Linked DNA regions of Homo sapiens: region 2 is linked to region 1. The links are chromatin loops, found by intact Hi-C in ENCODE. Cell type or tissue: PC-3. All regions are shown on one strand. Each heading gives the region's core, and the rest is flanking DNA. Links, peaks and the distances in the headings are about the cores only.

Region 1 (16,244 bases), core at 8,118-10,617:
CTTTAGGAGGTCATGTGGCTATTGATCCCTGGAGCTATTTTTCAAATACAGATCTCTTTACCCCCACTATGCCACACTGACTCTCCATTTTTCCTCAAGTGGGATCTCATTTATTCATTTCAAAATCAACAGAATAGTATTTACCTTATAGGGGATATTTGAAGAATAAGAAAATAAATGTGAAAAAATTTAACTATTAAGCCTGACCTATATTTGAAAGTGAACTTGTTATATATCAAATTTCCAAGTAACTAAAAATGCTTTTCAAAATATTTCTAGTAAAAATGATTTACTCCCTCACACATCATTCTCACCCCTTTCCAAATGTTGTCTACTTCTGTTTCTTATTTATTTTCACATTGTGAAACATTGCACAAAGAGAGGATGCTGATAAGTACTACTAAATCTCAAAACTATTACTATCTATTAACAATCAAGGACTTAGCTGCTATTATTGAGCACCTACTATATATCAGATGCTTAGCCCTTATTGTCTAAAGCCTGCAATGTGGATGCTATCTTTTTTTCAGATGAAGAAATTGAATCTCAGGGAAGAAAGTGCCATTCTTTTATACAATGTTACTGGTAATTGTTACCAGGTCCGCCTAGCTGCAAAGCCAGACTCTTTTCATTGTACTTGTTGCCTCCCCATGTCTGTTTTAAAACATTGACTAGAGCCATGTTATGTAAAACCTTCAGGAATTTGTACTTGATTCACTAGGCAATAGGGACCCTTTGAATATTTCGGGTGTAGCAATGGGCTGCCCAAAGGGAAAAGAGAAGTCAGAGGAGAAAAGAATTAGGCAACACTTGAACACTAATCACCTTGACTCCCTAGAGGTAACTGTTTTACTGCTTACCCCTCACTTTACCTCTGCAGGTGAGATGCTCGAGAGATCAGGCATTGGACTGGTCTCTTCACTTCTTTCATAACTAGGGCCTAACCTTATTCCAGGTTATTCCAAAAACTTTGTACTATGCATCACCAGGCTTGGAACAGCTTCTTTTTCACTATACTGACTACTTTCCTGCTTGCATCCATCATCATTGAAGTCTTAATGCAGATCCCAATGAGATCCATATAACAGGCCAGTAAATACTTTCTTCTTCTATTATGAGCTTCATAGATGGCAGAGGCACTTGGTGAGGAAAATATCCTTAGAAAACAAATTGCTTCCAAAACACTGACACTCATCCATTTAATAGAAATTATTGTATATCAAATATACAAGTCACTAAGAATGCCTTCAAAATATTTATCCAAAAAATGACTTACTCCCTCACACATTGTCCTCACCCCTTTCCAAATGTTATCTATTCTTTCATCTTGAATAACTCATTGTATATTCAGGTTAACACTATCTCCTATGATACCTGACATTTCTCTCATGGTAGCTCTTATTTCACTATTGGATCAGCTTCTCTGCTTGTTTAAATCCACCCCCATAATTTAAGCTCTGCAAAAGCAGTGCCTATGTCTGTCTTATTTGAGTTATAACACTAGTAACTCAGATTTTCTGACTTCTTTCTGTTTTTGAAATGAATAATCACAGTCTCACAGATTACCGAAAGCCCTAAATGGTATTTGCATAACGGCATTTCCTAACTCAAACTTACTAAATCTAGGTCATAAACGTTCCTGTTTCTTATATGCTGAGCTCCTTCCATCTGACAAATTATAGCTACAGCCAGGAAGATATCCAAAAGAACATGTTCTATCCCAATAGTCACATATAGTGCTGTCTTATGTCTACCATTTACATCTATTAAGTGAGAAGAATAGTCATTCCTAATAGAGTAGACTTCAAAGAAGACCAGCTCGTTGTGGTCTAACTAGGGAGTCTGAATTTACACTAAGTAAATTCCATGTCTATTCTGATTTTCTGTTCTTAAGGCAGTATACATTATTATATAACAAACAGAAAGAACTAGATGAAGAATCTCTCAACAATAATTCTCTATGTTGTTTTATAAAACACATTCTTTGCTCTTCTCCTAACAGAAGAATTTCTCTTTTCTTTTAGCATTTGTATATTTTCCATCTTTTAAAACTATTAATTACATGCCTTAATTCTGCTCCTTTCAGAATTTGACCAGGTATCTCTGGCCAGCCAATTGGCAAACCATTTCCCATTGGATATGATCACTGATGCAAGAATGACACAATGTCTGGAGGTCTTGGGGTTCGTTTTTGCTGCCACATTGCCATGGGGACACAGTCTGTAAAATAAAATAAAAGATAACAAAACAATAGAGTCAAGATGGAAAGAAAGGGTGAGAACTGATAACTTTTTTGAACATACAGAATAATTATGCTTGATTCCGGAAAGCTCCATGAACAGTTTTGTGAACTAGTTATGGTAGTAAATTTTTTTCATGTTTAATTGGGTTTCTGTCACTTTCTAGCCAAAAATATAAACTAATCTTCCTGTCTTTCCTTTTACCATACTTATGTTAAAATGCTGTCCAGCTATTCAACCTTAGGTCTTTATTCCCTGGATTCAGTTAAATATGGGATAATGTCAAAGGGAAAATACTTTTATAATACTTGTCCCAGGATTTGGGGCCAAAGAGGATAAAGAGATTAGCAACCATGGTTCTATCCTTAAAGAGCTTCCAAACTAAAGAAGAAAACCAGACTTACCTGTGTAACCTAAACAGAGAAACATATGAGAATTTCAAGGGAACATATTATAGATCATGAGTGATAGAGAATCTAGCACCAGGAGCGTTGCCATTCAATACTTAGGAAGAGCAATGAGCTCCTTGCCTTGCAAATATGTTCTTATTGCCTCTTTATGAACTGATAATCATCTATAAGGAACTGAAGATTTTTTTCAATAAAAATTCAAAATACTTCAGCAAGAAAATATCATCTAGCTTTTGAATTTATTTTTTATTTTAGTGAAAGATTAAAAAATAATTTCCTCCTCTGACCAACTATGGTCAAGTGATAGGTTTTGCCTGAAATATTCAGTTGGAAGGGATTTTGAGGACACAAATACTATGAGTTATAAAAAGTATCAAGATTGATGATAATGTCTGGAAATGGATAACAATTGTTATGGTAATATTTGTTATTCTTGCCTTTGTGTGAATGAATTTGTCAACTTGACTTCAGAGAACAAGTTTTGATTAATGAAGTGAAAAACACAGTGAGAGGCCACTCTGGACAGACAAACCTAAATAAAGAGAGGAAGACAGTAAAGTTAAAATATATGAATACAGAAACACTGTATTTCATAATTTTTTTCTTAGGCAAAATATTTGCTTAATTTCACAATTCTGAAAAGGAAAAAAATCTTTAAAAAGGAAAAAATGTTAAAAAAAGAATGATTTATATTTTTAGGTATAAGAGAAGGCATGTACTTACTTTTGTAAGACCATATTTCCTTTTCCTTCCCCATCTCTCTCATTCTAATTTTCTGGCAAATGTATACCTTCCTTTTCTCTTTCAATTTCTTGTGAGTCTTCTGAAGAAAACTTGAATATAAACTGCTCCTGGCTCAAAAAAAATTCCCCCAGTCAACTTGGATTCTAAAGCAGAAAACCAAAAATTAGCAAGTTTTTGACTGTGAATAAAGGATAAAGTAACATTGACCGGAACACATGTTTGAATACTTACTTCATTGTAGCTTTACATTCTCTTCCTTTGTCAAAAATTACTGCTTTTATGATACCAGCCAGGTAGCTTTAATTTTTTAAATAAAGTTCTTGCTGATAGAACCATAAAAAATTACAAAAACAAAATACTGGATGAATTAAAGAGAGCAATTTTTGTAATTGATTTTGTAAAGGTAAAATGATTACCCCAATCATCTCTCAATAATTAATCATCTTATAATCTGACACATCCTTGTCTACTAAAGGAATGAGGCAAACTTTTTAATTCAGAACAGCAACTACTCATTTATACAAGAACACTATGAAAACACTGTTGTTATGACAAAAATATTTATATTCTTCCCCAAAATAGCTCTAGGAAATAGTTGTGATAAAAAATAAGGCCATATGCATTTTTCTAAGATTCCCTTTTATGATGTCTGCCAAAACTTACATAAGTTTCAAGAAGTCCCAAATTCTCTTGGTCATATATATTTTGTATTAATTTTTCTAGCCAAGGTATCTGATGAAATCATTCTTTTCCTACACCCCCTAGTTGAAAATAGAAATATAAAGAAACATAACAATGCAAGTAATTAGAGTAAACAGACCAATAAGTATGTACAGTATCAAATTAAATATTTTATGTGACCATAATGAAAATTAAGTCTACATAAATACAATAGCAAAATTAGGAGTGTAGAATTTTTCTGGGTGAAAAAAAAATCATTGCTTATTTAATTTATTATGATTTTCTTCAGCTCCTGTGGCTAACCAAATTACATATAGTATCCTCTTAATTTTATTTAGCAATATACCTGGGGAAGCCAGGTTTGATTTTCTAAATAAAATAACAATATTGCTTTACAATTTTTTTAAAAAGCAACTAATACATATAAGAAATGATAGATTTGCCTTTTGGTAATTGTTATTTATTTATTTTTTTGTTGCTATAAAAAGTTACAACAAACTTAATGGCTTAAAACTATATGAATTTATAATCCTGCAGACTTGTAAATCTGAGGTTTGACAGGGATATCACTGGGCTAAAAGCCAGGTGTTAGGATGGATGGGTTCTTTTCTGGAGGCTGTAGAGAAAAATCTGTCTTCTTGCCTTTTCCAGATTTCAGATGGAGCCCACATTCTTCAGTTCATGGCCACTTCCTCCATTTTCAAAACCAGTGAAAGCAAATCTATTACTTATCACATAATCCTGATGTTCTTCTATTGTCACATCTCCTTCTGACTGACTCTCTCTTCTGCCCCCCTCTTCCACTTTGAATGACCTTTCTGGTTACACTGGTTTTACTCACACAATCCAGGATAATTCTATTTTATGGTCAGCAGATTAGCAACCTTAATAACATCTTCAACTTTAATTCATCTTTATCATGTTAACTAACATATTCATAGGTTCTAGGGATTAGAACATGGACATCAGTTGCAGAGAGCATGATTTTGTCTATCACAAGAGCCATCATAAGAATAGTTTATTCAGGCAAGAATCATCAGTGAATGCTTAAACTAGTGGGAGCAAGTTGCCGAAGGAACAGGATACTAAGGTATCTCCTCTCAGCATACTTTAATTATACGGTGGAAAATAGTAGCTTTAAAGTGGAGTAACCTGGCAGATACCAACAAAACTCAAATTAACCAACCAGCAATTAGACATACGAACATCATTGTCTCTGTTTATAGAAAATATATACTGAAGCAATTAAGGATAAAATAAAATTTTGTCTTCAATTTATTCCCAATTAATAGAGAAGACAATTATTCATATTATATGTGTGTATATATAATACAACATATGATATTAGCAGTCACAGAATCTGAGCGAAGAATATATGTGTACTATTCCTGTAATAATTCCACAAGTCAAAATTATATTAAAATAAAAAGTAAAAACACATCTGACAAACGACTAATATCCAGAATCTACAAGTAATTCAAACAATTAGCAAGAAAAAAACAAACAATCCCATCAAAAAGCGGGCTAAGGACATGAATAGACAATTCTCAAAAGAAGATATACAAATGTCCAACAGACATATGAATAAATGCTCAACATCACTAACGATCAGGGAAATGCAAAATAAAACCACAACGCAAAACCACCTTACTCCTGCAAGAATGACCATAATCAAAAAATAAACAACAACCACCAAAAATAGATGTTGGCGTGGATGCAGTGAAAAGGGAAAACTTCTACACTGCTGATGGAAATGTAAACTAGTACAACCATTATATAAAACAGTATAGAGATTACTTAAAGAACTAAAAATGGAACTACAGTTTGATCTGGCAATTCCACTACTATCTACCTAGAGGAAAAGAAGTCATTATATGACAAAGTTACCTGCACACACATGTTTATAGAAGCACAATTTGCAATTGCAAAATCGGGAACCAGCCCAAATGCCCATCAATCAATCAGTGGACAAAGAAATTGTGGTATATATGATGAAATACTACTCAGCCATAACAAGAAATGAATTAATGGCATTTGCAATCTGGATGGAACTGGAGACTACTATTTTAATTCAAACAACTCAGAATGGAAAACCAAACATTGTATCATCTCACTCATAAGTGGGAGTTAAGCTATGAAGATGCAGAGGCAAAAGAATGATACAATGGATTTTGGGGACTCAAGGGGAAAAGGTGGGAGGTGTGTGAGGGATAAAAGGCTACAAATTGGGTTCAGTGTATGCTTCTCAGGTGATGAGTGAACCAAAATCTCACAAATCACCACTAAAAAACTTAATCATGTAACCAAATACCACCTATTCCCCAAAAACCTATGGAAATAAAAAATTAAAAATAAAATAAAATGTATTTAGAGTGTAGATTTGCTGGCACTTGTTAATAGATTAGATGTGTGATTAAAGAAATAAAAAAAATTGGGAACCTAAAAGTTGTATGAATAATTGTATGTTTACTGAGATTAGAAGTACTGCAGATAAGGCATCTTTCAAGGAAAAATAAGTATTTGAATATTCAGCATATAGCTGTATGGGTGGTATTTGAAGACACAGGACTAAGTGAGACAATTTAAGCAGAGTTTTAGAGGCAGATGAGAAGTAGCTGAGAACCAAGTTCTAGGGAACAATAGCACTGAAAAGTTTAGAAACAGGGGGAGGAACAAAAGTTCCTAATGAGAAAGATTGAATGGTCAAGAGGAGAAAAAACAGAAGAGGATAACAACTTGGAAACCAAGAGAAGAAAAATTTTCCCCCAGATAAGGGACTGATCTAAACGTTACTGAGAGATTGAGTAAAATAAAGATTGAGATTAACAACTAGATTTGGCAGTATTACATTTCATGGTGACCTTGACAAGTGAGGTTTCAGGAAAGTAGTGGAGTTGAAGGACTAATTGGTGTGCATCCAAGAAAGAAAATATGGAAATAGAGAAAATAGAAAACAGAAAAAAAGATAATATTTGGGGGAGATTTATTATGTAGGAGAAAACAGACATGAATCAGTGACAGTCCGCTTGGGCTATTAGAACAGAACGCCACAGACTGAGTGGCTTAAACAACAGACATTTGTTTTCTCAGAATTCTGCAGGCTATGAGTCCAGAAACAAAGTGCTGTCAGGTTGGTTTCTGGTGTGTCCTCTCTTTCTAGCTTGGACCTGGCTTCTTTTTCACTGTGTCCTCACATAACCTCCCCTGTGCACTCATAAAAATAAAGAGATCTCTGGCATTTCTTCCTCTTCTTAGAAGAATACCAGTCCTACCCTTTTGACCTCAATTAACCTTAACAAGCTCACTAAAGGCCCTATCTCCAAATGAGCTCACATTGGTGGTTAGGGCTTCAACATATAGATTTTGGGAGAGCACAATTCCATAATACAGGTAGGATATGAGGAATTAAGGAAACATTATGTTTTGCTTTGTTTTTAAGTTGGGTGTTATTTAAACTTTTTTTTTTAATTTATTTTAAGTTCTGGGATACATGTGCTGAACGTGCAGGTTTGTTACATAGGTATATATGTGCCATGGTGGTTTGCTGCACCTATCAACCCATCATCTAGGTTTTAAGCCCTGCGTGCATTAGGTATTTGTCCTAATGGTCTCCTTCCCTTTGCCCTCTACTCCCCAACAGGCCCTGGTGTGTAACGTTCCCCTCCCTGTGTCCATGTGTTCTCATTGTTCAACTCCCACTTATGAGTGAGAACATGCGGTATTTGGTTTCCTTTTCCTGTGTTAGTTTGCTTAGAATGATGGCTTCCAGCTTCATCTATGTCCCAGCAAAGAACATGAACTCATTCTTTTTTATGGCTGCATAGTACTCCATGGTGTATATGTGCCACATTTTCTTTATCCAGTCTATCATTGGTGGGCATTTTGGTTGGTTCCAAGTCTTTGCTATTGTAAATAGTGCTGCAATAAATATATGTGTGTATGTGTCTTTATAGTAGAATTATTTATACTCCTAAACTTCTTTTTAATGATGACAATGACCAAATAGAGACAGAACACTGATAATGCAGGATAGAAGGAGACAACTAGAAAAAAGCATCCACTTCACCAAGGCCCACTGTACAAGGGAACAGTTTGAACTAAGATAGGAACAGTTCATTTGTTCTATAGAAGGGAAAGCAGAGTTTATGGGAACAGTTGTAAGTAAGTAGGTCAGCATATTTGGTGGTAAGAAGGTAAGGAGATTATTTTCTGATTATATTTTTTCATGAAATAAAAAGTGAGAGGACAGGATTACAGTTAAGACTTTTTTAAAAATGAACAAAATTAGAGAAGACAAAAGAAAGTATAAAATGGCCTTCTCAGGAGGTAGATAATGAATTGGCTGGTGAAATATAGCAGTATTCCTAATGAAGGCCAGGGCATACTTCACTTTTATGGTCATAAATGTAAAGTGGCATCAGTCAGTGGGCATCCATATTCAGCTGTGCTCTGCTGATTTCGAGTATAATTAGATTTAACTACGGTGGGATTTTACAAAGGGAGAACCAAAAAAGGAGATAGGGCGTGAGTTGAGGTTTAATCTAGGGAGTAGATATGGTGGCAGACGAACAGAGTTTAATCTATATGAAAAGAGAAAAAGAACCTGAGGGACTAGAGAGTGAAAAAGTGGAAGGGGCTAATTGATTTCAGGTCAAGTTGCAAGTTAAATAATCATTAAAATTGGAGAACTGGAAAGATAGGTGGTAGAGACAGTGGGTGGGGAGCTAGCATATCAAGATTTTTGGCAGTGGTATTTTTAATAATAAGAGCCAGGGAATGACCATGGAGTAGGTGGCTGGGTGGGATAAACAAAGAGATAATAAGAAACTGAATATGAAGGAGCTGAGAAGCTGAAGTGTTGGATTAGTGGATGGTAAGATCATAATAGATACAATGAAGAAGGAACAGCCTCAAGTGAAGTGTCGAAATCTCTTATGAGTGAGGGCGTGACTATGAGGGTCATAGGTAACTAAAATATCTAATATCATCAACTTCAAAAGAGCCAATATTTTACATATACATGTATCTCTCTGTTTTTATAGAAAGGTTAATTAACAATGGCCTAGACATAGCAACAGGAAGCAATATGAAGCCCTACCTCACCTCTGACCCTCTGTTCATACGGGAAGTGAGAAAAGACAAACAAACAAGCACCTTTCTCTCAAGAGGACTGCAGGGAAAGCAATGTGTTCTGGGCACAGCAAAGTTAGAAAAAGATGAAGGAAATATATATGCTACCTGTAAGCCCTGTGCTTTGAGTTCTGAAAACTGAAAACTTTCTAGACTTGGAAATTTTACCATTCTCTAAATTGGCACTCCACGGAAGCAGAAAGAGTGCATTCTAACCAGTACATTTTTGCTGCGGAATATCCTTTTCTTTCTAACCTAGTAGACTATAGAGGGCGACTCTACTATCAGCCTATTTGTCTTGCTGTGTGATGGAGATTCCCCCCATCCCCCCAGTTTACTTTGTGGGAATCGTTTATAAATGCATCCTGGGAACAATTTTGATTAAATCCAAATAAATGATAAATAGCATGCTTAAGTCCATTTATATTTATTTCTCCTTTGTTAACTGTGTTGGCAACACCTCAAAATTTAGTGCTATCTGCAAATTTCATTAGCAGGCAATTTATTCCCCCCTGGAGATGATTAATAAAGATGGAAAATAAAACCTGACCTCATGCCAAAGCTCCCGCAGCCCCCCTGCTAGCCACTTCCTCACAACTGGACGCGCTCCCATTTATCATCACCTTCCTCTGCACTGGCTCAGCCAGGCTGCCAAATGATGTGACAGTGTTCATGTCCAAGCCAACCTGAAACAGGTTAGAATACTAACTTTTCTGAGACACAGCATTAAATGCTTCAACTATTCCCCAAATAAAACACAGACCGCATTTCCAAAGTTACTAGCTTTGTCCTCCTGCAAACAGATACATGTTTGGCATCATTTACTATTTTATAAGCCCATGTAGCCATATTAAGGAGTCCATTGTTCTCTGGGTGTTTATAGATTCCCTTTCAATATCTGGGACTTAAAGAAAAAAAGTAAATACTGACATCACACATATCACATAACTCCAACAACTCTCTTCTGTTTGAAGTTTTGCAACCTGTCTGCTTTTTCTCAATGTCTGGCATAATTCCAATCCTTAATGATATTTCAAATATTCCTCTAAGTAGTTTAACAAATGTCGGCCCACTTTTCCTGCTCCTAAGTGATTGTGAGATAGACTATTCTGATATTAATATTCTCTGAGTTTAACTTTAAATGTAACCATGGGATTAAGTAGATTTGGGTTGCTTTTACTTTTTCCCCCCGTTCATATCCTTTGTTGAAGAATTATTGCATAATTGATATAATCATTTGGACAATTAGTCTGATTTGGCGATTAAAACTTAAAACGTTAGATTAACTTTTATTTTTAAAGTCTGTTACTTCTTATAAATAGTATAGTCTGTAAATTTATATAAGTCAAAATTCAATTTGAACTTTTACCCTGCAAATCTGATTAAAAAATCAGTTTGCCATAGAAAACACTTTAATAGCTGGGATTTTGGTTTAATTTTTTTTTTAGCTTTTTTTGTTTGTTTGTTTTACATATTTCAACATCAGAGTAAAATTTTACTATTATATATATATATAATACATTATATAATATATATGTGTAATATATATTATATAATGTATTTTATATATATATAAAGGAAAAAATGAGATCAAATCCAGTCTTAGAAAATATTTGAAACCTCTAGTCATTTTATGTAAACACTCAAACTATTTCATCAGACTATTTTGTAAAATGCCTAAAATATCTGCTTTAAGGAAAACATAATTATTGATAAATAGCTTTTCAAATTCTCATTGGCAGCATATATTTAACAATTTTGGTAGAGATTGAAAGAATTTGAATGTTGTATCATCTGTGAAATTTAATGCAGTTTTAAATAAATTAATCACCTAAAGAATACTAGAGTGAATACTTTATATGTCCCCAGAGCACTGTAGAAACACCTTGTTATACTATAAATATATGTATTGGACGTCCCTACTGCTTGTTGGAATGTAACTAGATTTTTCCAGGTAATTGAGAATTTTAAAAATCTGTCATTTTAGCTAACAGACTAGCAGTTAGAATATTTACTATATATATACTGTTGTACGTGAGTGTTTTAATACATTCTCTTCATTTTTTTCATAGGCTAAAACCACTAGCATGCTGGAAGTAGGGGTATTAGTTACCTAATTAGTCATCATTCAGTTCCCAACAGTTACAAAATTGCAAGGGAAAACCAAAGTCATCATGACATGAAAAAGTTTACTAAATAGTTGACTACTTGTATAATTAAGTTTTCATAAATATACCTTCATACTTGAAATAACACTAATGTTGAGCTGATAGAAAGGTTTTTATTTGGTTTTTAGGCAATGATATCTCAGTGAAGTCTCGTCAAAGTAAAAAGAATACTTCTGTGGTCAGTGTTAGTTTCCTGCAATGAATTACCAGGAAATAGAAAGATTTGGGGATGAAAAGTCAGGCAGAGGTTATTGAAGGTGAGTCATGGTAGCCATGACTGAAAGTAAAGCTTAAAGTTCAAACATGAAGCATTTAGGTAGCATGCAGAGAAGTTGGACTTTTTGTGATAGAGACTGTGACGCTATTGAAGGACTTAAGCAAAATTCTATACACAGAGTTGGACTACAGAATGATTTATCTGCCACAGCATGGAGGCTTGACGGCAAAAGGAACAGATTTAAGGCAGGGAAACTTGTTAAATGAATATCGCAAAAGGCCACGGCAGAAGTAATTAATATACTAAACAAATATTTACTGAGCTTCTATCTGCCCAACACACTTCAAGGTGATCAGAACACAAAGTAAACAAAAGAGAACACAATCCCTGATCTCATGGAACTTACATTGGAGCAGTAGGAGACAGACTATAAACAAAACAATAATAATTAAACTGTACAATGCAGTGGGAGGTGTTAAGTGATTTGGAAAAAATAAACAGTGAGAGAGGATCAGGAACATGGGCACAGTTACAATTTTCAATAAGGCAGTCACAGTGGGCCTCATCGTGAAGGTGACATCTGAGGGAAATCTTGAGTGAGTAAGTGACATGAATATCTGGGAAAAACGTGTTCCAGGCAGAGAAAAGAGCTAGGAAAAGACCTTATGTTACACCTGTGTCCAGCACATTCAAGACAGTATCTAAAAGTCAGTGCAGCTGGAGTAAAGTGAATAAAGAGAAATAGGAAGTGGAATTGGAGGGAATGGGTTTTGGGATCAGTTAAGGTTTTTCAGGACACTCTATAAACTGTCTTTTGCCCTGAGAGCAATGAGCTAGCACAGGGTTTGAGCAGAGGAGTGACACGATGTTATTTTAGTCTTAAATAAATAATTATGTTTTCAACAAATAATTATGATTTATATCTTTAAAATAGAATCTAAGAAAGGGGGCACACAAGTTAAAAGCCAGGATACCTATTGCAATAATAAAAGGTTGAAATATCAAAGTGACTTGGTCTATGGTGTTAGCAGTGCAAAGGATAAGTGGTAAGAAAGACCCGGATGGGAATGGAATAAATAGATATAGAAATGTCTAAACCGAGTGAAGATTGATAGGTCTTAGTAACTGTAAATACGAGTGAAGATAAGGGAAAATTTAATCACTATTCTTAGGTTTTGAGTCAGCATAACTGACAGTATGGTGTTGCCCTTAATGGAAATAGGTAAGTTAGGAGGTGAAGTTAGTTTAAAGGAAGAACAGGTGGTTTTAATCATATTAAATATGAGAAGTTAGTGAATTCTATTATGTCATATAAATCAAATACAGAAATTTAAAAATTACATATTAGTGTGTGTATGCATATATATGCTTATACACTATTATGCATGTAATTATATTATAAATTTATAAATTATATATATATAAATTATGGACATATTCATTTGTGGGATCCAAAGCATATACATTTGAGAGGCCATCTTTAAGAAAAATAAAGCGATATGACAAATATTTGGTTTGGGATCTTGGAAGTGGCTCATAAAATTGAGAGGTGCAGAAGTTTAAATTTCATAATAAATTCATTTCTGGTGATACTATAGAAGGCTCAAATTTCCAAAGGAGTTAGAACTGAATATCACTTTTGGAGATAATAGGAAAAGATACTCTTTAAATGTAGAGAAGGTGAAAGAAGAATCAAGATAAAACAGCATCATAAAAGTTAAGGTTTGCAGCTTCAGGAAATAGAAGTGACTGGATGACCAAATATTTGTAAATATCTGACAGGCAACATGCTAGATGCTGGAAGCCTGTGACCACAGGATATGGTGATGTGGAGCCTTTTTCCATAGGCTCTACCAGATTGCAAAGGGTGGCAGCAAGTCATCCAGAAGCCAAAAAAGATAAAGAACACTCAATTGAGAAACATAGCCACATGATTAAATGATTTTCTTAATTTTCATAAGTATAAACCTGTCATCAAGCTAATCACAGCTTTAGTGGCTGAGTATGAAAATATACTAACTCTGTACATACATTACATTCTTACCCATGGGAGGAAACTTAGCATATCTGAGGACCAAGGACTCTCTAATATCCTTAGAGATCTTTACGCTTAACTGCATCTATGTGTCTTTGAATAATTCCTTTGAATTTATGCATAACCTCTTTTTTTTTCAGCCAGCATATTTATTTCTCACTAAGAGCTCAAGAAAGTTAAAAAAATCCTCTATTGTTTTTATGTAAGCAATTACAACATTTTCACTAAGTGTAAATTCTATTAATTGTCTAAATTCTCTAATTGTCTAAAGTGCTTGGCTTATAAAAATGAAATATATATCTTAAAGCTATAATATGCGATTGTATTGATTTTCTTGTATTTTAGCAGCGGTTGGATAACTTTACAGATACTTTTGTCTGTGCTTGTGTTTTAATGTGGGGTAATTTAGCAGTTATTTTTCCATGTACAAATCAATCAAAATACATATTACATTGTAAAGTCTAAAGCAAAGTGGTGAGAAGTTAAATAATTTAGCCACAGGTCTTAGTTGCAGAGCTCAAAAAAATTAAAATATATATGATTCCAAACATTATAATCTTTAATCCAAACCTTCTCACTTTTATATTCTAATGAATCTTTTCCCCCGATCTGCCACCTTTTCTGTCACTAGACGGTCCTTATATATTATACATGCTTAATTGCCTCTCATTTAGTGACAAAAGATAGTCCCTTGACCCCATGTCATCTCTAAACACTATTTAACCTCCTCTTTCCTTTTCACAGACCATTTTATTGAGTTTTTATCCTTACAGTTTCTACTTCCTTTCTTGTCTGCCATTTATGCATAAACTTAATACAGTCTGATTTTCATTCCCCTATCACAAATAGAACATTTTTTTTTTTTTGAGACAGATTCTCGCTCTGTCCCCCAGGCTGGAGTGCAATGGTGCTATCTCTGCTCACTGCAACCTCCGCCTCCTGGGTTCAAGTGACTCTCCTGCCTCAGCCTCCTGAGTACCTGGGATTGCAGGCATGCGCTACCATGCCAGGCTAATTTTTGTATTTTTAGCAGAGACAGGGTTTCACCATGTTGGCCAGGCTGGCCTCGAGCTCCTGACCTCATGATCAGCCCACCTGGGCCTCCCAAGGTGCTGGGATTACAGGTGTGAGCCACAGTGCCTGGCCATAGAACACTATTTTATAAGTATATTCAATGATCACTTGCTAGTTCTTATTCATATGCTTGGGACAAAAAAAAATTTTTTCTTCTCTCATTAAATTATGTCATTACAATTACAAGTATCATAAAAGTTTGGAACTAAATACAATCAACTCTTAATAGGCATTCAATATGATATGGCTGTAAGTCAGTTTATTTCCCCAGATGGTGAGAGTCCGTTAACAGGGTGGGTAAGTTTAGAGTGTCTTACTTGTAGGCATTCCTATTTTTTCTGTCCCAGTTTATCAGAAGTTTACACTTGCTTTACTTGGCTCACTGATCTAGGTACAAGGAATAGAAGTCCAGAAAGTCTAACGTTAAGTGGGCAAGAGAAGGAGGTAAACACTCTGTAAAGGAAAGAAAGGAAAGATGGACTAAGGTCAAAGAAATGGGCCAAGAGGAATATGTTTTTTGTTTTTTTTTCTCCAGCAGCACCACTTAAGATAGGACTTTTATTAAGTGCTTTTGGGGGAATATAATTTATTACACAGTATATAAACCTTCAAATTAAATTCCCCTTTGTTCCAAGTTTATGACCCGGAACGTCAGCTGCCTTTTTTTAAATTTTATTTTACTTTAAGTTCTGGGATACACGTGCTGAACGTGCAGGTTTGTTACACAGTTATACATGTGCCATGGTGGTTTGCTGCACCTATCAACTCGCCATCTAGGTTTTAAGCCCTGAATGTCTTAGATATTTGTCCTAATGCTATCCCTCCCCCAGACCCACACATCCCAAGAGGCCCTGGTGTGTGATGTTCCTCTCCCTGCGTCCATGTGTTCTCATTGTTCGACTCTCAATTATGAGTGAGAAAATGCGGTGTCTGGTTTTCTGTTCCTGTGTCAGTTTGCTGAGGATCATGGCTTCAGGCTTCATCCATGCCCCTGCAAAGGACAGGAACTCATTCTTTTTTACGGGTGCATAGTATTCCATGGTGTATACGTACCACATTTTCTTTATCCAGTCTATCATTGATGGGCATTTGGGTTGGTTCCAACTCTTTGCTATTGTGAATAGTGCTGCAATAAACATATGTGTGCATGTGTCTTTATAGTAGAATGATTTATAATCCTTTGGGTATACATCCAGTAATGGGAGTGCTGGGTCAAATGGTATTTCTGGTTCTAGATCCTTGAGGAATCGCCACACTGTCTTCCACCACGAATGAACTAATTTACACTCCCACCAACAGTGTAAAATCATTCCCATTTCTCCATATCCTCACCAGGATCTCTTGTTTCCAGACTTTTTAATAATTGTCATTCTAACTGGTGTGAGATGGTATCTCATTGTGTTTTTCGTTTGCATTTCTCTAATGACCAGTGATGATGAACTTTCCTTCATATGTTTGTTGGTCACATAAATGTCTTCTTTTGGGAAGTGTCCATCCATATCCTTTGCCCACTTTTTGATGGGTTTTTTTTTTTGTAAATTTGCT
Region 2 (16,244 bases), core at 7,271-9,770, 94 kb before region 1:
TAAATGTTTCTCCAAGTGTTAAAGAAAGAGGCAACTAAGCTAGGGAAAAAAGGGCACCACTGCTTCGACAAAGAAGCACTTATTTTTACTCTTAGTTTGCCCTAACAAGGAAGGCAAATGGTATGACCCAAAGAATTCACTACCACCACCATGAATTTTGCTGCAGTAGATAATCAGGATATTTTCTAACAATACTTATAAAATTAGAGGAAGACATAGTTAAGAATATTGCAAACAAAAAGGAACATTGTGTTTTAGCTAACTATGTGGTATTATGTGTCAAGTTTGTAAAAAGAAGTTCACAGAAAAATATTGCAAATATGCTTTATAACAAAAAAAAAAATGAGGTATTAAGAAAACTTTCTGCCTTGCTTTTCATCTTAAGCTTTGGTTGTGATGAGAGCTTTTGGCACCACACCTGAAGACAGACACCAACAAATAGGACGTTGTTTTTAGTAGACTTTTTCTATCGTGAGGAAAGTAAAGACCATGTTATACAAGAAACAGTTAAAGAAAAGTACATTATATAGTATGGAGAAATGAAGTCATGACAAAGGAAGACAGAGGGATTTACTGTGTTTAAGAAGAGATATTCAATAAGGCAAATGTAAGGAATTATATCTTCATCCACCATTAACTCATACAACAGGAGTATCTCTCCAGGAAAAACGGACCACTGAGCATACTTTATGGAGCATACATTAGGAAGAAATGGCACAGGAGATCTGCCCATGAAAAGAGGAAAGCTTTAAAGACAATAATTGCAAACAAATCTTATCAATTAGATATAAGAAATAATTATCTGAGGTAAGACTTCTGGAACGGTGATTGAGGAGTCCAGTAGACCCTCTCTCTAAATCAGATCAATTTAATCTTAACTACTAGCTGAAAATAACCTTTCTGAATTGTGGGAAGAAAGGAGGAGAGGCAATTTTATAGTATGAATAAGTGAAAGAAAAGCATGATATGATTACAACAATTTATGTTAGAAAAACATAAAATCTCTAGAAATTTTCCTAAGAGCATATATAAAGTGGAGAAACATTTTTTGAAGAATATCTACAAAATCTAGCTAAAAACAGCAAGTCTGTGGCATATCAGCTACTAGCCACTTACTCCACACACCTAGCCCAGTGTGGCAGAAGCTCTGCTCTTGCCTGGTGTACCAATAAGACCAGGTTCTACCTCCCTAAGTTCCCAGCATAATGCTCAAGTTTTTGTTCTTGTTTTTGTTGTTGTTGTTGTTTCCTGGAAGAAACAGACTGCCAGCATTTCTTACTCTCCTGCTTCCTTCCACCAGCTTCCTCTTACCAAAAACCCTGTTTTAGGCAAATGCAGCCAAGAAGTCTGAGTTTCACTTCCCCCAATGAGCCTGCAATTATATATAAAGTGGAAGATCTATGCCAGGCGAAAGATGCCAATCATACTGGGTTTGTGAAATATATAGACTATATAACAATTACAGCATCAGAAAAGGGGAGAGGGAAGATAACTATACAGAAATAAATTTTTTATACCTCACAGAAATTAACATAAATTTGAAGATTCTTATAAGTAATAATTTATACTGTAAACTGTAGAGCAACCACTAAGAAAACACTCAAAAATATTCAGAAATCATTAAAAAGTAAAATGTCAGCTAAGAAAATAGTCATTTTCTGCAAAAAAAAAAACAGAAAATATCTACAGAAAAAGATACAAAATAGATAGAAAAAAACCTTGCAAAATGGCAGATGTAAATACAACCATATCAATAACATCAAAAGTGAATGAACTAAACAATAGAGGCAAAACAAAGAAAAGGAAGAGATTGTAAAATCATATTTTAAAATAATATAAGTAGCACCCAACATATGATATCTACAGAAGACACATTTCAGGCTTAAAGATACAAAGAGGTTAAAGTAAGGAATAAAGATATATCATGTAAACAATAACCATAAAATAGCTGGAGTGGCTATATCGATGCCTGACAAAATAGACTTTGAAACAAAGTTTTCTTCGAAATAAAGTAGGACATTTTATTATGAAAAAGAGTCCATTCATCAAAAAACATTAAAAAGTATAGATATATGTGCACCTAACAGAACCCCCAAATATAAGAAGTAATAGGGGGACAAAATTGAAGGAAGAAATAGACACATCAACAATAAGATTTGGAGACCTTAATATGCCCCCTTCCAATAATAGACAGAACACCTATGCAGAAGATAAATGAAATAGAAATCTTAAAATCTATGATAAACCAATGAGGACCTAACAGACATCTACAGAATTTCCACCCAACCATGGAAGACACAGTCTTCTCAAGTGTATGCACATGATGTAACATCTCCAGTTTAGACCAAACACTAGTCTATAAAACAAGCCTCAAAATTTTAAAACGATTGAAGTAATACAAAGTTTGCTCACCACAATGGAATTAAATTAAAAATCAATAATGAAAGGACATTTTGGAAAGTTTAACATTGTAAAATCAGTTAAAAGAAAAAAGAATAGACATTACAATGGAAAATGGTGAGATAGAGAATACTAAAACTGTAGAGAAAATAAATAAGGCAAAAAGTATATTTTAAAAAGGCATTAATAATATTGACAAACACCATCTAATACCATATTAATTGTGAAAGACTAAACCCTTTTAGTCTCAAATCTTGAACAATACAAGAATGCCTGTTTCGCTATTTTTATTAGATAGTGTACTGAAAGTTCTAGCCTGGGCAATTAGGCAAGGAACAGAAATAAAAGTCATGCAGACTGGAAAAGATGAGGTAAAACTATACGTATTTGCAAATGACAAGATCTCATATGTAGGGGTGAAGAATCCACTGCTAGGGTGAGAAGGGGGGAAATCTGTGATAACTAATAAATGAGTTTGGTAAGCTTATAATATAATTTTACAAAAATAATTGTATTTCTATGAACTCACAAAAAGAATATGACAAATTGAGAAAATTATCTTGTTGACAATGATATCAAAAAGAATTGGAGTAATAAATTTAACAAAAAATGTTAAACTTTTACATTCAAAACTTGAAAATATTATTCAAAGAAATCACAGAAGACCTTAATAGATGTAGCTGCATTCCATTTTCATGGATTAGATAGCAATATTGTCCAAATTTATTTACAGATTCAACACAATCCCTGCCAAATACCAGCTGCTTTTGTTTTGGCTAAAATTAACAATTATATTCTAAAATTCGTATAGAAGTTCTAGCAAACATTGAAGTCCAAATAATCTCAAAAATGAGAAAATTGGAAGACTCAGAATTCTACTTTCTACAACTTACTATAAAGCTATATTAATCAAAACAATGTGGTACTAGAAAAAGAAGAGACATGTAGATTAACTAAATATGGACTCCTACATAAACTTTTATATCTATAAATAGACAATTGATTTTCAAGGGTTTTGAGACAATTTAGTGGGAAAATAATTGTCTTTACAATAAATTTCCCTGGAAAAACTAAATATCTACATGCAACAACAACAAATGAAACTGGATCCCTTTCTTACATCACACACAAAAATTAACTCAAACAATCAGTGGCTTAAATATAAGATAAATTATAAAACTCTTAAAAGGACATGATCTAGTTTGACTATATGTCCCTGCCAAACCTCATATTGAATTATAATCGCCGATATTGGAGGAGGGGCCTGGTGGGAGGTGTTTGGATCATGGAAGTTCATTCCCTCATAAATGGCTTAGCTCCATCCCCTTGTTGATGAGTGAGTTCACATGAGATCTGGTTGTTTAAAGCTGTGTGGTAACCCCCACTCCTCTCTCTCTTGCTCCTTCTGTGGCCATATGATGTGTCTGCTCCCACTTCACTTTCATTGTGAGTAAAAGTTGCTGGGGCCTCCCCAGAAGCTGAGCAGATGCCAGAAACATGCTTGTACAGTCTGCAGAACCATGCATCAATTAAATCTCTTTTCTTTATAAATTTTTCAGCATCAGATATTTCTTTATAGTGACACAAGAACAGCCTAACACAGAACACACAGGAGGAAATCTTTACAATCTTGGATTAGGCAAAGGCTTCATTGACTTGACAACAAAAACACAAGCGACAAAAGAAAAAAAATTAAAATTAGGACTTCACAAAAATTAAAAAGTTTTATTCTGAAATGATTCTATTAATAAAGCTATAAGCCAACCCACAGATTAAGAAAAAGATTATGTCACATATCTGACATAGGGTTTGTGTCAAGAATATGTAAGTATCTCTTGCAAGTCAGTAATAAAAATATAAAGATGCTGAGCATCATAAGTCATTAGGTAAATGCAGGGTCAAACTACAATAATATTTTATACCCACTAAGATCATGGAAATAAAAGATAGACAAATAAGCCATGAAGAGAAAGACAAATAGCACATGATGAATCAAAAGGGTTGATCTCATAGAAGTGGAGACTAGAATGGTGGTCATCAGGGGCTGGAGCATTAGAGGTGGGGGATATGTGGGTGAGATGTTGGTCAAAGGACACAAAATTTTAGGTCAACAAAATAAATAAGTTAAACAAATCTATTGTACGACATAGTGACTATAGTTAATAATATATTCTTTAAAAATGCTGAGTAAATTTTAAATGTTTTCACTACAAAATGGTAACTGTGAACTAATACATATGTTAATTACCCAGATTTACCTATTCAAAATGTGTTTCATCATCGTGTGCATAAGTACATATAATTTTATCTGTCATGTTTTTAAAATAAAAACTAATGTATAAAAGGCAATTATAACACATTGGGGAGGATGAGGAGAAATTGGAGCCCTCAAACTACTGCTGGTGAGAATATAAAATGTTGCAATCCTGTGAAAATAGATTTGGCCATTTCTCCACATGTTAACCACATAGTTATATGACTCAGCATTCCAACCCTAGGTATATACCCAAGATAAATGTAAACATAATGTCCACACAAAAATGTAAACATGAACATCTATGGATTATTAACAGCCCAAAAGTGGAAAAAAATTAAATGTCCATCAACAACAAGATGTGGAATAGAGATACATGCTACAATATGGATGCATCTTGAAAACATTATTATAGGTGAAAAATGCCACTTATAAAAAAATCACACATTATATAATTTTATTTACAAAAAACTGTCCAGAATGAGCAAATCTATAAATATAGAAAACAGATTATTTGTTCTTCAGCTCAGAGGGGAGCGGGGGCATGACTGCTAATGGGTACGGGGTTTCATTTTGGTGTGATGAAAATGCAGAAAAAATAGAATGTGATTAATAGCTACATAACTGTGTATGCAATAAAATCTACTGAATTCAACTGTACACTTTAAATAGAGGAATTGTATGGAATGTGAATTGTATCTCAATAATGCTACTTTTAAGAAGAGTCACAATGAATTAGGTTAAACAAATGAAAATCTAAAACAAGAGCACATGTTAAGACTAGTTTTAATGACCTACAATCAGCAGAATGGAATATCTATTATTTCACATTCACTCAGGGTATTATAAATTCTTATCATTCCTACTAAAATATTATATCCTTTTATTCTCTTTTTGGTTATTTTAAATAATTACTAAATTAAAAATTGTTTTAAGTTACCTTGTTTCAATTCAGAACTTAGCCATAGGCAGGTGAACTTGAAGCATATTTCATGTGTAAGTCTCTGTTATAAGAGGATAATCTTAAGGGGACTTAAGTTGGGTTCCAATAATTTAACTTAAAAAGTTGTTCTCTCAAACAAATTCCAGTGTATTAAGTTGTTCAAATGTCATAGAGAGAAGGTACGTATCATAGAAAGTAATGTATCTATATGCTGGGAGGTGAACGTGATAAACTATTCTGAATACTATACGTAGTTGCTCTGATATCTAAAATTAATCTAATTACTACAGACTAATGGAACAATCAAGGGAGGTTTTCTTTTTCAAATCATATATGATGATATCACTTAAATGCTATTTAATATTTCTTATACAAAAATGTGGTCAGCAAGTTTATTTTGTATTACCATTTCAGGAAAACTGTAAGTTGTTCACATTAACTTGTATGTAACCTCTAATTAGGAAATAAGAACTGTGTTCTAAGTAATTTCCAATATACCTTGGAATAAGACATAGTATAAATTATAAATCAGCAAATAATTTTACCTTGGTATAGTCATTTTCACACTTGTGACTACAGAGAGTTAATGTATTTGATAGAGAAGTTCAACATTCTTTTTTTCATATTTTAATCTAGATTCTAAACTGCTAGAAGATATGGACTATTTATTTCTTGTTCTCTTTATCCTTGAGTCTACCATGTGTCAGCTAAATAATTAATTTTTAAAAATTAAAAGAAAACTATTCAATATAAAAATTTATCCACAATGGAATGTGCTTCCTTGAGTAGTCATGACCTCTTCCATACTGGAAGATAAAATGCTGGATTGGTCAGCCCTTTGCTAGGTACTTGTAAGGAAGGAATCAATCACCTACAGGAAGTTCAGACTACATTAACTCCCTCCCAGTCCTGTGATTTTGTGGAACTAAGTGTATAACACAGTTATTTAGACACACATTTATGTATTTTTTTATTTCTTATTTTTTCCCCAATGCCTTTGCCAGTAAAAATATGCATCATAAGATCATCTAGTATCCTATCTAGAAGATTTGAAATAATGTACATAAAAAGTCCACTGTTCTTATAAAGAGCACTATCAGTTAAAGAAACACAAGTTAGCTGATTCTTTATTACAAAGTTTGAAACATGGGTTGAGGAGAGAGATTTGGGTAGAATGAGATTTCCTAATACAGTTTTTTTTTTTTTTTTTTTTTTTTTTTGAGACGGAGTCTCGCTCTGTCGCCCAGGCCGGACTGCGGACTGCAGTGGCGCAATCTCGGCTCACTGCAAGCTCCGCTTCCCGGGTTCACGCCATTCTCCTGCCTCAGCCTCCCGAGTAGCTGGGACTACAGGCGCCCGCCACCGCGCCCGGCTAATTTTTTGTATTTTTAGTAGAGACGGGGTTTCACCTTGTTAGCCAGGATGGTCTCGATCTCCTGACCTCATGATCCACCCGCCTCGGCCTCCCAAAGTGCTGGGATTACAGGCGTGAGCCACCGCGCCCGGCCCCTAATACAGTTTTAATAGCTGTGTTTGCAACTATATTTCACCATGCAATTTCAAAATCTCAATGTAATGTGTAATTAATTTCATGAAAAGCATTATTATTAATTGAAATAATTTGTACTCTGTAATTTTGCCAGGAGACATAACATGCATATACTTAAATATGTCAGAGGTGAATAGTTACACATTATATATTCATGAGTATTGCATTCCTGTGTTGGCAACAATGGTATTGTACATAATGCATGGGAGCCCAGAAAGACGATTAAGATTTTAAGGAATTAGCCTACAGGTTATCAAGAAATTTATAGAGTAACCTTATGCAATTCAGTGTGGGGGAGTGGACAGATGATTATTTTCAAATAATCTTTAAGAAAGTGAGTTCCCTTTCAACAGAATTGAAAACTAAATGAACCCAGTATGTTATGTTTGAATTGAATGCCAAGCACAACCCATTTATATGAAGAGTAAATGCTTGTATAATCTTTATTATCATTTACAAAAGAGTTGTGAAATATATTACCTTCTTTGAAATCCCCAACAACTCTCTAAGGCTGATTGGTCAAGTATCATTATATTCACTTTAGAGATAAGGAAACTGTGGCTTAGAAAATGGTACTTTTCCTCAAGTTCACAATGCTAATTATTAACAAAGACAAGACATGAACCTAGATTCCCTGCACCATCTAGCCTGGTGCCTGGAAAAGAGTAGGTCCCTGCTGAATGTATGTTGACCACATTTACTGAAAAGTTGGTTATAAGTTAGAGCACTCTGTCCACTTCACATCCCACTGTGTTAAAATGGCTTTGTACGCGAAAGTGGTGTCCTCTGGAATACTTCATTTAAAAGAGCTGATGACTTCAGGTTTGGCTAACTAGGTAACAGAAGTATCTTATCATGAATTCAAACAATCAGGAGTTTCAAATATGTTTGTTGGTTTTAAATTAGTGGGTCATCCTCATTTAGTGAGAGTGAGGAAGTTTCTGCAGCAAAGACTTACTAAATTGTACCATAATATCTTCTACTGTCCATTATATAGACATTATGAGAAAGTCAACAGATGTCACTGCGAAAAAGAGAAAGAATGGTTACCATTTCTCAGTGCTTGTCAGCACAAACCACAATGACTCACTTTCATGTTTTTTTTTGAAAAAGGGTCACTTGGGTCACCATGTGCTGGCATATTAACTTAATTTCTGCCAAAGAAAGAGTCCATACAGAATCTGTAATTTCTTTTGAGTAGATACAAATCAAAATCTTTTTGATAGAGAGATTCTGGCATGCAATCTTGATATGTGAAATATGAGGCAGAAAACCTGGAGGTCTGCTGTTCTGAAGGCTGGAAGACATTTCTCTCTACTGAACCCCACTGTCCAAGTAGCGGTCACCCAGGCCTTTGGCCTCTCTGAGCCTCTCTGAGCCTGCCCTGATCCTTGCCCCACATTTCTGTCTTTTGAATTCTTCCTTACCTGAATTTTATTATCATTCCCTTCCCCATCTCAATACCTCACCATGGCTCAGGTCAGTTTAGGTCTAGAGTGACAGAATGTAGAGAATTATTTTAGTCACAGATTCTGAGATTGGTGGAGATGACAAGGAGCCAACTATTTCAACTAGTAGGTTTGCAGGAAGAGCTGGAGGGAGACACAAATCAAGAGGCAATGAGAGATTGTAGCCCCTGGGAAGTAAGAGTCATCAACTGAAAATTAGTACCAATCCTTGTATCTAATATGTCAGTGAAGTTAACCCCGCAGCTCTGCTTTGGGCTAAAGTCTCCTTTTTTTGTGGTCTAATAAAATAGTATCCTGTGTTTCAGTCTATGTTGACAGTGCCTTATAGTGATAAAGAGGGACAGGTTCTACAGTCAGCCACACCTTGTTTTAAATCCAACTCCACCACTAACCTTGATACTTTGGGCAAGTACTTAAATCCTCTAAGCCTTATTTTTATGCCTTTGTAAATTAGAAATAATCATACTTTATGCACAGACTTGGTGAGTAAGACAATGCAAATAAAATATTTATCTGGTATTTATATGTATGTTGATATACCAGATACGATACACATCAAAAAAAGTAAATATGCAATATGTAATAGACTTTTTTATTATTATACATACTGGCAAACTGTTCACCAAATCAGTTTCCTTCTCCCCCAGAGCACAGAACAAGACTATTTTCTTCCTATGATAGGCTGAATGATGGCTCTGAAAGATGTTCATATCCTAACTCAAGACTCTGTAAAGATGTTATGTTACACGGTAAAAGGGACTTGATATATGTGGTTAAATTAAGGATCTTACATTGGAGAGATTAGCCTTTGTGATTAACTTGGGGCCACTGTACTCAGATAGGCTCTTATAAAAATGAGGAAGGAGAATAACAAGTAATAGAAGATATGACCTTGGAAGCAAGAGTTTGCAGTGATGCCACAAAGAAATCATGAGCGAAGGAATTCAGGCACCCTCTAGAAGCTGAAAAAGGCAAGAGAATGGATTCTCCTCTTCAAGTCTTGATTTTGCCCAGTGAAACTGATTTCAGACTTCTAACTTCTGAAATGGTAAGAAAATTAATTTGTACTCTTTTAAGCCACTAAATTTGTGGTGATTTGTTACAATGGCAATAGAAAATTAACACGCCTAGCCAACATTGTGGAGGGCCATATGAACAAGATCTGACAATGGACAGGAGTGAAATGAATATACCTAACAACAAATCTGGCCCCATAATTCCTTACAAAGTCTTCACCCTCTTTTTTTCTCTGTCCACCAGATGGAAGCCAAGAACATAAAGGTCCTTGGGGATGAGAGGTCTGCAGGAGGAAAGAAGCGTTAGGACCTAAATCGACCTATGGAAGACCACCTGCTAATATCCCACTTTACTGAAATGATCTTTCTGCCTATCTTTACTGTGAGACAAAACATATAAATGAAAGAGGATATACCTTATTCTTGTGTTCTTAATGGTTAACATTATGTTTGGTGCCTACCTAGAAAGTATCTCCTAAGGGATTATCAAGACCTTGTAAGCTATGCAAAAGAAAGGAGGCAAGAGGTCAGAAGTGAAGATAGCAAAGGCAGATTGAAAAGCAGAGGGCAGGGCAGGTACAATTTTTCAACACACAAGCTGAGAACAAAGTCAGGGTCAGGAGTTAACCTGTAATGGATATCGGCCTATGGACTATAGGCTCATTTACATGGAGAGAACAAAACCAGTCATCCACTACACAATGGGTGACCATGGCAAAGTAGGAATGAGAGGAAACCCTTATGAATTTGGGACCTCTATTCAAAGTTAGTAAATATAGCACGTTTATTAATCTCTTGATCAGAAATAACTTAGCCTTGCCTAAGTTATTCATTTTTTCATACATGCTATTTTGATAGTGTTTGGATAAATAAAGCCATGAGATGCTTTCTGCCCTGGTTTACATGGGAAAGCAATATACAAAGGTTCACACTAGAATTAAAACAAAGATTATCCCCCGAAATAATGGAATAAAACAAGGCAACCATCAGCTCAAAGACTTTTATTGTCCCAAGTAGGGTCTGAGATTTATAGAGAATATTTGCTTTTCCTATTTTCAATCTACTTAAGTTCTGTATTATTTGAAGAGCAACCCAATTATTTTTAACCTAAATGCTTCTCTGATCTGGAACAAAGTTTTGCTTTTACCAGACAGTTCTCAGGCCTTGCAATAGGCAAGATCATCGTCACTGTAGTCCCAAGATACAGTCTCTTTCTCAGTGATGCATAAAAGGATTTTCCTCCCTTCAAATGATAATTAAATTAAAAACAAAGTTGGAAAGGCAGCTTTGAACTGCTCTGATGAAAAAGGTCACTCACTGATCAGCAATCTGTTAGCACAGCTGTGTTGAGAAGAGACTTTTGAGCCATGTCTTCTACAAGTGGGTTCTTCATGTCAAGTGAGAAGGCCGTTGATTTTGCTTCTTTTAAACACTTTTGTAAGTGACTCTCAGAAGCCAGCAAACATACAGGCATTTGGTGAGTTTGGAGAGACTTAGGTAAAATACCAAATTATTTTGTCAAGAAAATCCACAAGAGGAAAGCAACACTGAATCTACAATCAGGAAAACAAACAAACAAAAAACCTGTGGCAGTGAGCTAATTTATGTCCTTTCTATTAGAAGTGTCATGTGTCAGTTTGCTCGTTTCCTTGATCATTGTACCACCAGAGGGGAGGGAGTTTCATGAAGTGGTTATGCTTAACAAGTGTTACTCCTAGAAATTGCATGTGGCCAAATCATATTTTATATTCAGTGAACTGATATTTTCCAATCTAAAAAATCTACATGGCAATGACCAAGGGATTTTAGCATTGTTTAAAGAAAAGAAAACCTTATGCCCATGGCAATAATAAATGGACACTTCTCTTCTCAACTTCTTGGATGCTACAGCCAGTAAACAAACAGGCATTTGGAGAGTTTGTAGGGACAGACAGATAATCTAAGTTTGGTTTTAGACAGATAACAACCTAAGTGTAGCTAATGTCAGGTTTTGAGTAGCAATTGCTCTTCTGTAGCTCAGGAATTGGAAAATAGTGTCGTTTTAAAGTTTCTTCATAGGATAATAATTTTCCCATTGGAAAATCTCAGATTCAAACCTGTCCCTAATCACTTCCTTTAAATTCCAGTAAGAAAAAGAATAAACTGAACCTAGTGCGGAGACTGGAAATTGATTTGTTAGTCATTTTCAAATATGGCATATCATGTTGGCATTCACTTCTTTTAATAAATATAAAATGACTCATTAATCTCACTGTAGAAAAAATACAGATGAGATTTCTTTTATCATAACATTTACTGTACATAGAAGTTTGATGACTAGTAAAATGATAACAACATTAACATTCACTGAGCAATGTTTACATGGCAATGACTGAATCCATTCTATATTTCTTGAAAAGGATGTGGGTTGTGTATCTCAGCAAATATCGGGGTTTTTAGGTGCTTTTCTATGTCCTTTATATGCCTCATTTAATCTTCACAACAATCCTTTGAAGCAATTATTTAGATAATTTTATGTGACCTTTGAAGACTTTGAAGTATAAACTTGATATATCTTATTTAATAGAAGGTTTTCTTCATAATCTCCTTATCTTCCCTGACAGGTTTTCCTAACTTCAAATCTGGAGAAGAGACAAGAGATTCATTCCCTTTCTTCCTAGAGATTCTTATGCCAAGTAGTGCAGAGATTCTTATGAAAATTATTAAAAAGTTAGCCTTCATCAAATCACAAAAGATGAATATGTTGAATGGGTGGCTACTTACATTTTTGTAACTAGGAGGAGTCATTCAAGTGGTTCTTAAATGAAGAATTAAATCTTGCTTAAAGCTTTACTAATGAAAACAAATATGTCTGTTATTGTTGATTGTTTACAAAAAGTGTCCTAGCAACATGAGAATTTTTTCCAAAAAACATAAATGAAGAACTACATGAAGTTATACACTTATTGACTTAATTTTGTTAATAAAATAAAACCTTACACAATTGGGACTTTGCAGGAAAAATTCAGCTTATTCTATTCTTCCAATAACGTATCTGGAGTAAACAAATCCCATTATTTTGACATCTCTTTTAGTTATTGACAGCCTATTGGAAAACAGCTCAACAGTTTCACTTCTCTGACTCACATAAAGGGCATGTCATGAGATTTCCTAAGAAAAGGTCTAATCTCGGTTAGGTGAATTTTGGGGTTTGTATTGGGTACAGTATTATTTGGTAATAAAGATCACAGGGTAAAAGTCTCTTTATCTTTGACTCGCTGCACAAGTCAAAGACATCTAGCTTTCTTTTTCCTTATGAAACATTTTATTTTCCTAAATTGTAGCTAGACTCTGAACAATAGGCTGCCTTGCCTGGTAAGTCTGCAATGGGTAGATCCTAGATGGTCTTAGGGCAAATAATGTGTAGTAAGCTTTAGATTAGTGTTTACTCACATCAAAGAAGCAAGAATAGGTTTTGTGCTTTGAGGTTGAAATGTATCAAACTGACTTTGGATAACTTGAAAATACCTTACAAAGGGAAAGGGAATTTCTAGCATAAGATTTATGTCAAGTTTGGTACTATAATGCCAGGTGATAATAGCTTCACTTTTGCTCTGTGTACATGTGTATTTTCTAAATTCTAAAATATCAGTGATTTTAAGATATACCTTCAATTCAAGAATACCTTTTCAGGATACAGAAAATGCCACAATAAATACAATAAATTTTGTTTCTAGTGGTGGTTTATTATTGTAAACTAATCAAACAATAATGGGGCATAACTAGGCGGCATTCCCCCTACCCCTGTTTTCTTTTTAAATTATTAGGAGGGCTTGATGTGGATGTTAATGCTTGAAGTGAGTCATTTGCAGAGCTACTCTTAGTTATGCAGCTGTTAGGTGAATAGACTCACAATCCAAAGGACAGCTTGCAGTGGAACTCTTGGCATAATGAAGGCTTTCCTGCAATATTCCCCTCCCCCGAGGATCCTTAGCTCTTATCACTAGAGAGAGGCACGTTAGCACTTAACACCTCATCTCCCATAGTGTAGCCAGGGAGGTCTAATGAAGAGGAGCAGGTGATCCTGAACAAAGTCCTCTGTTATAGAGGTCACAGGAGAATGTATTAGAAGGAAGTAGTTAAATAGGCATGAAAACTTCCTCAGCTTTGCAGAGGAGGGCCAGCCCTTCCATAGATGTGACTGAGCAAATGACTATGGGCAATTCAAACAAGCTCAGCAAGTTGCCCTTGGGCATCAGGGAAGACTTCAATGCAGCTGTAGTCTCTGACGGACTAAACTTCAAAAGTGAGTCTGGCTACCATGACTGAAGCAATTGGGCTAGAATCCTGCAAAGATTTTCCAGTTATCTTTCTCTGTCCTGTATCCATTCCTACCCTGTAGCTGCCAAATGGACAGGACATTAGATTGATACCTGTAAGTCTCTTAAGGGATGGATACAGTGAGGGGGCAAGCTGAGCCTCACAATGAAGCCCCACTAATAAGCACATGAAAATATTTGGGAAATGAAGTAGAACAGTAAAACATATGACTGTGTCTGTGTATGTCTGCTTCACAGAATTTCTGCATACAAAATCATTTTAATACACCATTGTTGGTGTAATATATTGGAAGATACATTAAACAATAATTATAGATAAAAATTTAAGTTAAAATTAATCTGAGGGTGGTATTACCAAAGCAAATAATACTGAAAAAGTCACAATTAGATAATTACATAAGCACACATCAACAGATAATGGCAGTTACAGATACTGTAAATCACACCCAAGTCTCAGCCTGGTGATGGTCACATTTAGTCATCAATAATAATAAATAATAATACATTAAAAATAGACCTAAGTATGTTACATTTTTATTATGTGTCCAAGAATTGTAATGTCTATCAAAATTTTTGTGAAACAACAGTAGTAACAGTAACAACAACAGTTTGTGAGAGCTTCATTCCCAACATGGTTAGTAATTGCCTTATATTTTCATTCTTATCCTTACAGCAATCCTTCAAGGGAGGAATTATTTCTCTAAAAGTGGATCTTATTCATTCATTTATCAACATATTTATTCAACAAATATGTAATGCTGTTATTTGCAGATCCTTCTGTGAATACTAGAGTTTCAACACTAAGCAAAAGAAATAAAAATCATTAATGTCATAAATAAATAAACACACAAACTAGGGACAGTCACAATCAAATGCCGAGCCACCACCAGAATTAGAGGACAGAGTTAGGATGGGGACAAATTCCATTTAAATATGATGCTCAAGGGCGATGTTAAACCTTAATGATGTGAAGGATCTAGCATAAATATCATGGGGAAGGGAATTCCAGATAGGGCAAACAGCAGAGGCAAATGTCCTGAAATGAGAGTGAATTCTGTGTCTTCATGATGCATCAACAATGCTAAGTTGCTGGGAACAGAGTGGTCAGATCAAAAGTAGAAAGAAATGAGGAGAGAAAGATAGGCCAGGGCCAGTGTCTTGTAGGCAATCATAAAGGGTATGGAATTTTAATTTGAGCCAAGGGATGGCTTTCGGCAAAGGAATTATGTGATCTAATTTTAAGAGGTTCACTCTGGCTGTGGAGGACTATGGAGATAAATTTTGTGGACAATAGACTGTAAAGGGTACATGAATGAAATGGAGGAGACCATGTACAGGCTGTGGCCCAGGTGAAAAAAATTAATGCCTTTTACTAGAGTTTTTCTCTATGGAGCTTATGAGGAAAGGTAAAGTCCAGGATAGATATTGAACACAAATTATGAAGCACAGGGATAAGAATTAGATGTGTCATAAATAAGTCAATGGTGAGTACTGATGTGGGTTCCTAGACAAGTTGTGAGTTATGGTAATAGTTATTCATATGCATAAGGGGAAGGAAAGTAGGAGGAAAATAAGTAGGAGTACTAGTAATTAGCAAATTAAGTATTGCTGAAGATGACCCAGAACTAGTGGAGGTTGGACTTGGACCTGGTTAAATCAGATTCCAAAGCCTATCCTCTTTGTGTTCAGTATCCTATAGTAAATTCCAAAGATGAGAAAATTACTCATGTGTTTCCTCTCCAAAATAACTGAAAATTCACTGCTTAGCTTAGTTGCTTTCCAGGACTTTGATAAATCTACTGCACTACATCTCAATATGAGAATTCCTGGGGAAAGTGGAAAGGAGACGCTGACCCTCTTGAACAACTGACAATGGATTGCAGATTAGATAAAACTATATTTAATTACTAGGAAGATACTGACACTAAAACATAGTAATGCTATTTATAGCTCAGCTGCTGTAGGGAATGTGGGAAACAATGTGCAAAACCATTTTCAACTACCTTACTTTCTTTGAATGCACTGTCAAAGCATATTTTCCATAGTTCCTTGAGGCTACTGTAACAAAAAGTTGTAATTTCTAACCCAGGAGCAGTAAGGCAGATATCAAAAAGAACAAAGTAACACAGTCAAAGCAATAATAAAAAATGTGGCAACTACAACCTGTGGCTTAACTGTGTGGCTCCTTCTTTAAGGAGCTCAAGCAAACATAGAAGAACTCCAAAGCGCAGTTAAACAGGAAGCATTTGCCCCTGCTGCTCCTAAGGTTGTTACTGTTGACAGACTAGACCTAG

Evidence for each region. Hi-C counts contacts between places; a loop is a spot of excess contacts. Peaks named below come from ENCODE experiments on the same cell type or tissue, not always from the same donor. Only the 100,000 strongest peaks of a DNase experiment are listed, where the experiment ranks them.
Region 2: it touches region 1 in a loop (5-fold over the local background); 1 of 110 quality-filtered maps calls a loop at or near these places.

What each region holds. Positions count from the first base shown.
Region 1 is chr11:91,385,065-91,401,308 of GRCh38, forward strand. No RefSeq gene overlaps it. Among named protein-coding and RNA genes, the nearest start is that of LINC02748, 240 kb to the left of the region's middle. In PC-3, for the core only: a CTCF peak has its summit at 9,497; a DNase peak (open chromatin) is centred at 9,887; H3K4me3 peaks cover 300 bases; H3K27ac peaks cover 1,545 bases.
Region 2 is chr11:91,291,976-91,308,219 of GRCh38, forward strand. No RefSeq gene overlaps it. Among named protein-coding and RNA genes, the nearest start is that of LINC02748, 140 kb to the left of the region's middle. In PC-3, for the core only: no CTCF peak of the experiment used is centred there; DNase peaks (open chromatin) are centred at 8,226 and 8,836; H3K27ac peaks cover 1,579 bases.